Linked DNA regions of Homo sapiens: region 2 is linked to region 1. Evidence: chromatin contacts called from ENCODE Hi-C or POLR2A ChIA-PET data. All regions are on one chromosome and are shown on one strand. The core of a region is the stretch at or near the end of the contact, and the rest is flanking DNA. Distances in the headings are between cores, read along the strand shown.

Region 1 (4,520 bases), core at 611-3,110:
CTTTTATATAACAGGCACCCAATAAATGTTGGTTAATGGAATACAAATAACATTTGCAGCTGGTCACTTGTGAGGAAATTGTTTCCCACATTTTTCTCTAGAATTTTTAATTAACTATTACTATTAAACTGAGTCTACATGATGGAAAAGCTTGACTCTGGAGTTTTAGGTTGAGTTCCACTTTTACTAGCTGTGTGATCTTGGAACAGTTTATTAGTCTTCTAAATTACTGTTCCTTACTGTGGATAAGAGAATTCATGTGGATTACAATCAGAATTAAACCAGATAATGTCTACAAAAAGTTTTCTATGAACTATTTAAAAAGGTAAGGAATTATCACTCGAATGTATTCTGATTTAAACTGAATTGTGTTCGAATTGGCCTTGAGTGACGATTTGGCCTAGAAAGCCTATCTTCAGAACATCACACACACACAAAAATCCAATTACTTACAATGATTTTTTTGAGACGGAATCTCGCTCTGTCGCCCAGGCTGGAGTGCAGTGGCGCAATCTCGGCTCACTGCAGCCTCCGCCACTGGGTTCAAGCTATTCTCCCGCCTCAGCCTCCAAGTAGCTGGAATTACAGGCTCGCACCACCATGCCTGGCTAATTTCAAATTTTTAGTAGAGACGCGGTTTCCCCAGGCTGGTCTCAAAATCCTAGCCTCAAGCAATCCACCGACTCGGCCTCCCAAAGTATTGGGATTACAGGCGTAAGCCACCCCGCCTGGCCAGTGATCTTCCTAAACAGAAATCTGATCACATAACTTCCCATTACAGAGTCTAACCCTAACCCTGTGCCTACAACATAGTCAAACCTCTTTAGCAAGGCAGATGACCTCAAGCAGGATTTCACTGCCTCTTTGTCACAGCACTTAACAAGCTGTGATGTATTTATTTTTATTCGTCTACACAGGTCTTCCCTACTAGATTCTGAGTTTCAGAAGAAAGGCCTCTAACTCGAGGTTCATGAATGGACCTGCACAAGGGGGCGGACGGGCTGAAGTCCTGCCTTTTTTTTTTTCCAAAAAACCCGTATGCTGTGCCGTTAACGTTCATAAAAAAGTCCTTGTCGAACGTTTTAAACAGCCAAGGTGTTTCAGCTTTAATAAAAGCTGAAAATTTGGCAATACCAAACAGGTCACCAAGCCACAGTCCGCTTCTTGGCCTCCTCTTTGGTATCAGAGTTCGGCTAGCGGCTTCCTGTGGCCTCTTAAACAAGGACCTCATTTTGGGAGCCATTCGAGAGATTTTTTCTCATCATCTAAAGTAGCATTCTCGCCTTGCACAGCTGAAAGTCATTTCTCGAAATCGGAGCGCCAGAAGCGACAGGAGCCACTCCAGGCCCGGGGGAAGCGAGCAAAGGGGCAGCGGGCTGCGTTTGCCAACGTAGGCCTCTCGGGTCCCGCGCCGTTCTGGGCCTTCTCCGTGTTTCCGGCGCCGCCCTCGGGGTCCCTTACAGAGGGCGGGAGGCGGGTGGAGAGACGGGGCAGGAAGCAGGCGGGATCGGCCTGGGAAGAACCCGTTCTGGGACCCTCTAGAAATCCCAGACAGCCCTCCCGGGCTGACAGCGCCTGCCTTGGAGCCCGACGCGCTCATCGAATTTAGATTGACTCCTTCGGCTCTCCGTTTTCCTTCTCTAAGGGAAGGGTGGGACTTCCTATTTTATCTCTTAGCGGCTTCCGGCAAGAGCTGATGTGTTAAAAACAAGACAGCACATGGGCCTGCCGGCCACTCGGATAAAAAACAAGGAACTCGACCTGGATTGTACTAAACCAGTTCCAAGATTCTGTTTTTCGGCTGTGGCGTCCGGCGCTGCATCCACTACGGAGTCGCCTTGGAAGCCACCGGAAGTCCTTCGACGGAGAAACAGGATGTCCCGCCTCTTCCTCCCAAAGGGAAGACGGTGAGCCGGAGGAGTCAGTCAGAGGGGCGAGCAGGAGCGATTCCGTCGCCAAACAGGTAAGTTATTCTCTGGCCGGGGCGGGGGGTTTGGAGGCGGGGACCGTCCAGCGTCAGCGCGGGGCCTGGGGGCGGTGGCTTGAGGGCTCGAAGCCGGGCGGCTGGGCGCCCAGAGCCCCGTCTGGGCCCTTCGCTCTTTCTCCTCCCCCCTCCCCCCGCCTCCGCCCCTCCCTGTCGCCTTCCTTCCCGACACCCGCCCAGACTCACGCCCGGACACACACCCTCGCTCGTTCGCTCACGCTGCCTCGCCGCCCTCCTCCCCCAGGCCCCAGCTGCCGCCCTGCCCTCTCACCCGCTCGCTCCGCAGGCCGGTCCCGCGGGCAGCCTCGCTCCGCGCCCTTGCGCGAGCGGAGCTCTTGTGGACACCTCGGGGCTGCGGACCTAGCGTGGCCTCGGTTTCCCCTGCCGGGTTCGCCTGTCCGCGCAGAAACAGTCCCCCGTTCCTTCGGGACGCACCCCTGCACCGAAATCGGGCCGTTCTCGCGTGCCCGGGTTGCTCTCAAGTGGAAAACAGATGCTCCCCTAGCTGCACAGCTGCAAGCTTTAGCGTCTGGTTTCCAGCAGGGGCTCCCTGGACCGCCCGCCCACTCTCGTGTCACCCCCAGGTGCCCTGGCTGCGCCGCTGCTACTCGCGCCTTCTTCCGTTAAGCGACGCTGGTGTGGGCGGGCGGAGGGCACACAAGTGCGGTGGCCGAAAGCACCGCGGTGGCAGCGAAGGGTCCTAGCCATTCCCGACTTCAGCTCGCTTTGCGCCACTGCGGGGAGACCCGCGGCTGCCTGACACCGCTGCGGGCAGCAGTGGGTTTCTCAGTAGATGCTCACCTCTTTCCAGCCAGCTAGCACGCCCTGGGTGCTTGGCCTCCTTCTGGAGTTTAAGCTGGTGGAGGCGGGGTGCAGTGGCCGCTGACCTCTGTCGGTTGCGCTGGGTTTTGAGTAGCCATTTATTTCATTGGGGAGTTTTGGAATAGGACATCCCACATCCGTGGACACACATGTAGAATACTTTTATAAGTAATTACAGTCTTAATAGTGATTTGAGTTACAGCTTTGCAGTCTATGCCTGGTGACATCCTAGTCGTAGTATGTATCTGTTTTGTGGTGAAGTGCTGGTCCATTTAGAACACTGTAGACAGGGGCCCTAACATATACTCATCAGAACCTTATTAAGAAGAGCTTATATGTCATTTGGCATACTCACTGTGCTTCATTTAGTACAGCAATCTTGTGTAGTAGGAATTATTCCCTTTTTACAAACTGAGACTCACTTTGCTATATACAAAATTACTGCTACTGGTACAAGGTAAAGCTTTCTTCTTGCGTGACATGTAAGGCAGGTGTGATAATTGCTCACAACACAGTTGCTACTGGTGCATTTTTTTTTAAACTTTATTTCGGAATAAATTAAGATTTACAGAAAAGTTGCAAACAATAGGACAGTTCCATTGGTACCTTTTAAGCAGAGCAAAGTGGCTCCACTTCAAAAACACTGGTTCTTGCTTTATGCCAAACACCCTTCTAGGTGTTGGAAATAGTAATATACTTCCCTAGAGGATTTTGAGATCTGGTTGAATAGACACATAAATAAATATATATAATACCTTTTTCTGCTTACTAAAATAGAGATGTGGGAGCACAGTGGAAGTTACGGCTGATTGATGGTGGGGAGTGGTGAAAGCTTCTTGCAGGATATGTGATTTGAGATAGGTCTCAAGGACTAGTGGGTATTCACCTGGTTGAAGGGACATTTTCCCCAACATTCATTCCGATTAGGTTTGTTTTATTAGAGTAGAACTCGCTAATCTTAATAAAATATACTCTCCTAGTTTGATTCTTCTCTTTCTCATCTCCTTTAAGAAGGTGGTTTGTATCCCAGATAGTGAGAAGAAGCCTAGTTTCTAAATCTATGAATAGGCGAATAAATTAAGCTGTATGTTTCTAATTGATAGTTGTGACTCTTTCGACTGTAGTTGAGATTGGTTTTTTAGGAATGCACTGTGGTCCTCCACTGAGCGTTTTCCTTGCTTTCCAACTCTGATGACTAGTGGAATTAAGTAATGCATTCAGGAAACATTTACCGCATGCTTGCTTTGTGCCAGCCATTGCACTAGAGTAAAATGATGAACAAGATAGTGGGGAATATAGACAAGCAAATGCGCATTGGCAGTGCAGTCTGATGGCCTGCCCACAGAGTGTCACAGTGCCATTCATGATTCTTGGTTGTCAACCATGGCAATGGACTTGGCTGACTTAAGCAGAAAAGGAATTTATTGGAAGGCTATAGATGGCTTTCAGAATTGATGGGAAGGCTGGGGAACTGGATTCAGAAAATAGGCAGCAACCAAAAGAGGCTGGCTGGCTGGGGCCACATCCAAGGCAATATCACGTAAATAGCCTGCCTAGAATTTTGTTGCTGGTGACATTGCCACTGGAGAAACTGCCACCTCTGTTGCTGGACTGTTGACTCTCTTCTACCACTGAAAAATCTCTTATTGCTCCTGCATCTTTGTGACCTTTTTTGCCAAGCCACTGTAGTTGTCAGGGAGCAGAGAGATGGAGA
Region 2 (4,512 bases), core at 1,055-3,554, 1.9 Mb after region 1:
AAAGTAAACAGACCAATATTTAAGCAAGAAACCAGAGCTCTCTCCTCCACCTACCCAAATGTGAGAGATGAGTCAAGTCCACACCTGAAATCTTTCACACATTTTAAGAAACAACTCATATATAGGCTACCTGAATGTTTCTGTATCTGGAAAACATATGTGACGGAAGATACAAAACAAGTTACCCAAAGAGATATTTGTAACTCATCAGCAAAAGACTATTATCCCCAATAAACAAAATGTTCTTATAAATCAACAAATCATGAATAACTTCACTGGATAATGTGACGAAGTAACAGGTGATTCACAAGAGAGATAAAATGAGCAATAAACATTAAGAAATCCTCATAATCACTTACGATTTTTAAATGCAATGGTATTTTCCTCTATTAAGTTGGCCAAGACTTAAACGACTGATAATATCAAGCACTGACAAAGAGAAAGCACTGAGTTTTGCAGGGAACGTAAAATGGTACTTTATCTTTGTTGGTAAATTTGGCAGTATCTGTCAATTAAAATGCCCCTCCATCCCCAAAATTCCACCTCGGGGAACTTATCCTAGAGAAATATTCCCACAAGTGCACAAACTCGTATATTAGTAAAGTTCCCTGCACGCTAAGAGAAAGCTGATAGCAGCCCAAATGTCCAACAGGAGACAGGACAAAGAAAGGCGGCTCCACAGGGCAGCAGCCAGCTGGCACACACGGGCACCTCCTGCTGGCTGCTCACAGACCAAATCTGTGCCAGTGGGTCCATGCTCTGGCCACACTGGGCACTGGGCATCTGGAAATCACTGAGGGTGTGTACACACAACAGCACCCTACACATGCCTTAAAGCAAATACACTGAAATGTTACGCAAAATTAAAAAAAAATTAGTTGCAGAAAAACTCACAGAACATTGTACCATTTTAAATTCTTTAAAATGTATATATTTAAAGATCTTACTACATTCACCAAGCGAATGTATTTAAATGCCTAATACAGTGACTGGCATAGAGCAGGCGCTCAATAGTAGCTTCCATAAAATAAACTTACTCTCATGTTGTGAAACGTCTCACACACTTTTTCCTCAAAATGCAATTTCCTCTTTCGACTGTAAATATCTCGATGGCCAAGATGATGAAGACTTTGTCGTGTATAAACTATGCACTTTGTACTATTATCTGAAAAGAAATGGTTTAATTTGGGCAAGGAGAATGTTGCCCTAAGTATTTGGCTCTAACTAAATTACCCACACAAATTTGTGGCTGGAAAACCAAGTAATGAGTTATCTGCAGTGAGTTCCACAACCATCATCTCCTTTTATAGTATGAAAAGAAAGGTGCTAAATGTTCACACCATTTTGTGAAAAATCACCGTATATGTCTTAAAAGCAAAGTGTCTCTGTCTATCTTGATCCCCTTATACAAGATAAACAAAGAGTAAAGCCTTCAGTGCCAGTTGTCAATGTTTTATTCTGGTTCAGTAATTAAAATGGGTAGCTTCATATTAATTCCCTGGAAGAATGACATTCAGATCAATTCACTTCCCAGCAAAAAAAGTGTCCACATCCAGGAGTTGCAGGACAGGGAATAGGATTGGTCTTAGCTACTGGAATTCCTCTCATTTAAAAGTAGGACACAGTGTACATTCTAAGCTCCAACTTCAGACATCTTAAAGCATATTAAACAGTGGTCAAATGAATATGAAAGAAATTCTGCCAAGCGATTAAACGTAAGCTTGTAGTTTTGTGTCAGTTTTCCACTAACCTCCAAAACCAGTCATGGTTTGTCTAAGAAAGGGATGTTTTAATCAGAACACCTTCATTTATTGTAATACTGAGGTCCCACCTGACTAGGTGAACCGTAGGCAACTGAACAACTATAAATTTCACATGACTGGATAGAAACAGCCTAAGCTCTTGAGCCCCCCAGATGTATGCCGGTGCGGGGTGACTTGCTACGGAGGCTTAAATCACTTTCAAGAGAAGAACCCACAGATGAAATTGCACTTGTGGAGACTCAGGTGGATTTGCAAAACTCTGAAAAGAATTTTGGGCTGGTCCACTAACAAACAGTCGTCCTAAAAGTAAAGGTCTACATTTTCCCTTTATGCAGAAATATTCGTTTGCCTACATTTCCGTATGTCCAAAGCACTGTTTTTGCTGAGTCACTGGAACAGAAAAAAGATAAAACAGCACTTTTTATCCCAGCTGAGTCATATCGTTTGGACTTTGTAATTCTACTTGAATGCTAGTCGATCTTACGTTCAAAAGTCTGGTAAGTTTTCTGAACACTGATACTGCAATTCCACAAGTCAGACAGGAAACAGAATTCTAGTTTGTTTCAATATCATCTGACCTATCAAAAGAAGCATTTCAGTGACTAATATAGCAAGCACGAAAACTGACCCTCCGTGAAAGTAATAAACTTGCTGCTCTGAACATCAGATCCATAAGCAGGAGTAACAGGTAACCTGAAGTGTCACCTCCAAGAACGGGACCCAGCCCCACAATGAGGAAGCAATTTAACTCTGCCTTAGCCTTGAAAATGTGACAAAACTGAGTTGGACAGCAGTCTTGAGACACATGGGACAAAAGGCGAGATTCGTTCTGTCCGGGGAAAAACAAGGTCAGGTTTTTGTGCTTTCTTTGTGGCACTTTTAAATACACCAACAAAATGTGATTCTCTTGCAATTTTATACTTTAAATCCCCTACATTTTCCCTTCCACTTGGCTTCCAAACCACCCCACACATTCTCAAGCACTCACAAAATGACCCACTGTAAAGGGTTCCTTTTTATCTCACTGTAATTCCCAATAGCATGGGAATAAGACACAAACAACACAAAAAAACCTGCTGAAACGAAGGAATGCAAACTCATTACACTGCATTTAATTCTCATCTCCTTTAAGAAGATGCTTTAAGAAGCATCTTCTTAAAGGAGTTTGGTTTGCTTTGAGTTACTTCACTCTTCCTTCTGAGAAACAGCTTTTCTGAACCAGTATTGTTATCCATTTTTTAATTATTATATGTAAATGACCTACTTAAAAACAGCTGATGAAATACACTTTGTTCCAGATCTATTCTGAAGGGAAAAGGAGGTTATCTTTCCCACGAATGGATCTCCTAAGTGAAAAGCCCCTAACTTAAAGTGTTTTTGTAAACTCTGGTGGAGAGCAGAAAGTGTACTAACTTCTACTCCAACAACTATATTTCAGATTTTCAGGACAAATGAGAGAGTGACAGATTCATAAAGAGAGTGACAAATTCATCGATGAAGACTGCGGAGAGGAGAGGTATGTAAAACCATCATCTCAATAAAATATTCATTCTTCAACAGGAAGGGCATTTGTTGCTATTCTACCAGTACAATAATGATGTATGAAATAAATCAACTTTGTCTGGGGTTTTCACTCCAGGTATTCCTCAACCCTAAGCAAAGTTAAGAGTTTCTAGGTTTTGTAAACTTGTTTATATTGAGAGGTTGGCAAAACTAAAATGCAGCAAATTATGAAAAAAAAGGTTTAAGGTTTAATATACAATACAAATAACATCTACCTAAATGAATTATATCACAATTATCTCTTTTCTAAAATAAACAATTTTTTAATCTACAAAAAATAGGAATAACAAATCCCTTACAGTTTATAGGCTGAATGTAAAATTATTATTAGATGACATAGAGAATATATATACATTCATGATCCAAAACTTCAAAAGCAGAAAAACTTTTTCTAGCAAAGCAGAAAAATGAGTGCATTTCAAACACACTTTCAGTACACTCTCAGTTCTGTATCAAAGTTTATTAAAATGCTTACATTTGCAGCTTTTCACTTAAGAGATCCACTGTGGGGCTGGGCATGGTGGCTCAGACCTGTAATCCCGGCACTGTAAGAGGCCGAAACAGGCAGATCCCTTGAGGTCAGGAGTTCAAGACCAGCCTGGCCAACATGGCAAAACCCCATCTCCACTAAAAATACAAAAATTAGCTGGGCATGGTTGTGTGCGCCTGTAATCCCAGCTACTCGGGAGACTGAGGCACAAGAATCATTTGAACCTGGGAGGCGAAGGTTGCAGTGAGCCGAGATCATGCCACTGCACTCCAGCCTGGGTGACAAGAGTGAGATTCTGTCCAAAAAAAAAAAAGATCCACTGGGGAAGAGAAAACCTTTTTGTTCCTTCTCAGAACAGACCTGGAACAATCATCATCAGGATACCTCAGTCTGTCCACCAAGTCCATTGGTGCGATCTTAAGAGTCACATGACTTCGGGATGTTTGAATAAAAGGGGCCTTGACTTGGACCTACAGGGCAGGTAAAATGGTCAACAGTCGTTCCAGCTCTTGCTGCTAAAGAACAGAACGTCCCTGTGAACACGGGCCACATTCTCTCAGCAAACCACAACAGAAATTGTTCGGGAAAAGAATAAACTCAATCCATCATGATTTCCTTCTGTTTTCTGAAATTCTCCCGGCAAGTCAGTCTGCATCTGCAATTCTGCCTGCTCTGTGAGTGATCCTTTGCACAGGG

Evidence for each region. Hi-C counts contacts between places; a loop is a spot of excess contacts on that map. ChIA-PET counts read pairs that join two places held with the same protein, here RNA polymerase II (POLR2A).
Region 2: a map with no recorded cell type shows a loop between it and region 1 (3-fold over the local background). The contact joins the enhancer-like site here to the promoter of ZNF407-AS1 in region 1. A Hi-C loop is called at or near these places in 1 of 37 single-sample maps with no recorded cell type. POLR2A ChIA-PET finds 5 or more read pairs at or near these places in 1 of 52 experiments (GM10248).

The regions. Positions count from the first base shown.
Region 1 is chr18:74,595,975-74,600,494 of GRCh38, forward strand. It overlaps ZNF407-AS1 (ZNF407 antisense RNA 1), which reads right to left and starts at 1,861. Exons shown (of 2, transcript NR_024484.1): 1 at 454-1,861. ZNF407 (zinc finger protein 407) reads left to right here and starts at 1,896. Exons shown (of 9, transcript NM_017757.3): 1 at 1,896-1,963. RefSeq lists enhancers at 1,672-1,881, 2,672-2,891 and a silencer at 1,982-2,281.
Region 2 is chr18:76,474,939-76,479,450 of GRCh38, forward strand. All of the region lies in intron 1 of ZNF516 (zinc finger protein 516), which reads right to left. Among named protein-coding and RNA genes, the nearest start is that of ZNF516-AS1, 14 kb to the right of the region's middle. RefSeq lists enhancers at 1,909-3,108, 4,233-4,512. Within about 2 kb of position 2,305, at least 10 of the 41 ENCODE cell types and tissues checked have a DNase peak (open chromatin) inside an H3K27ac peak, as active enhancers do.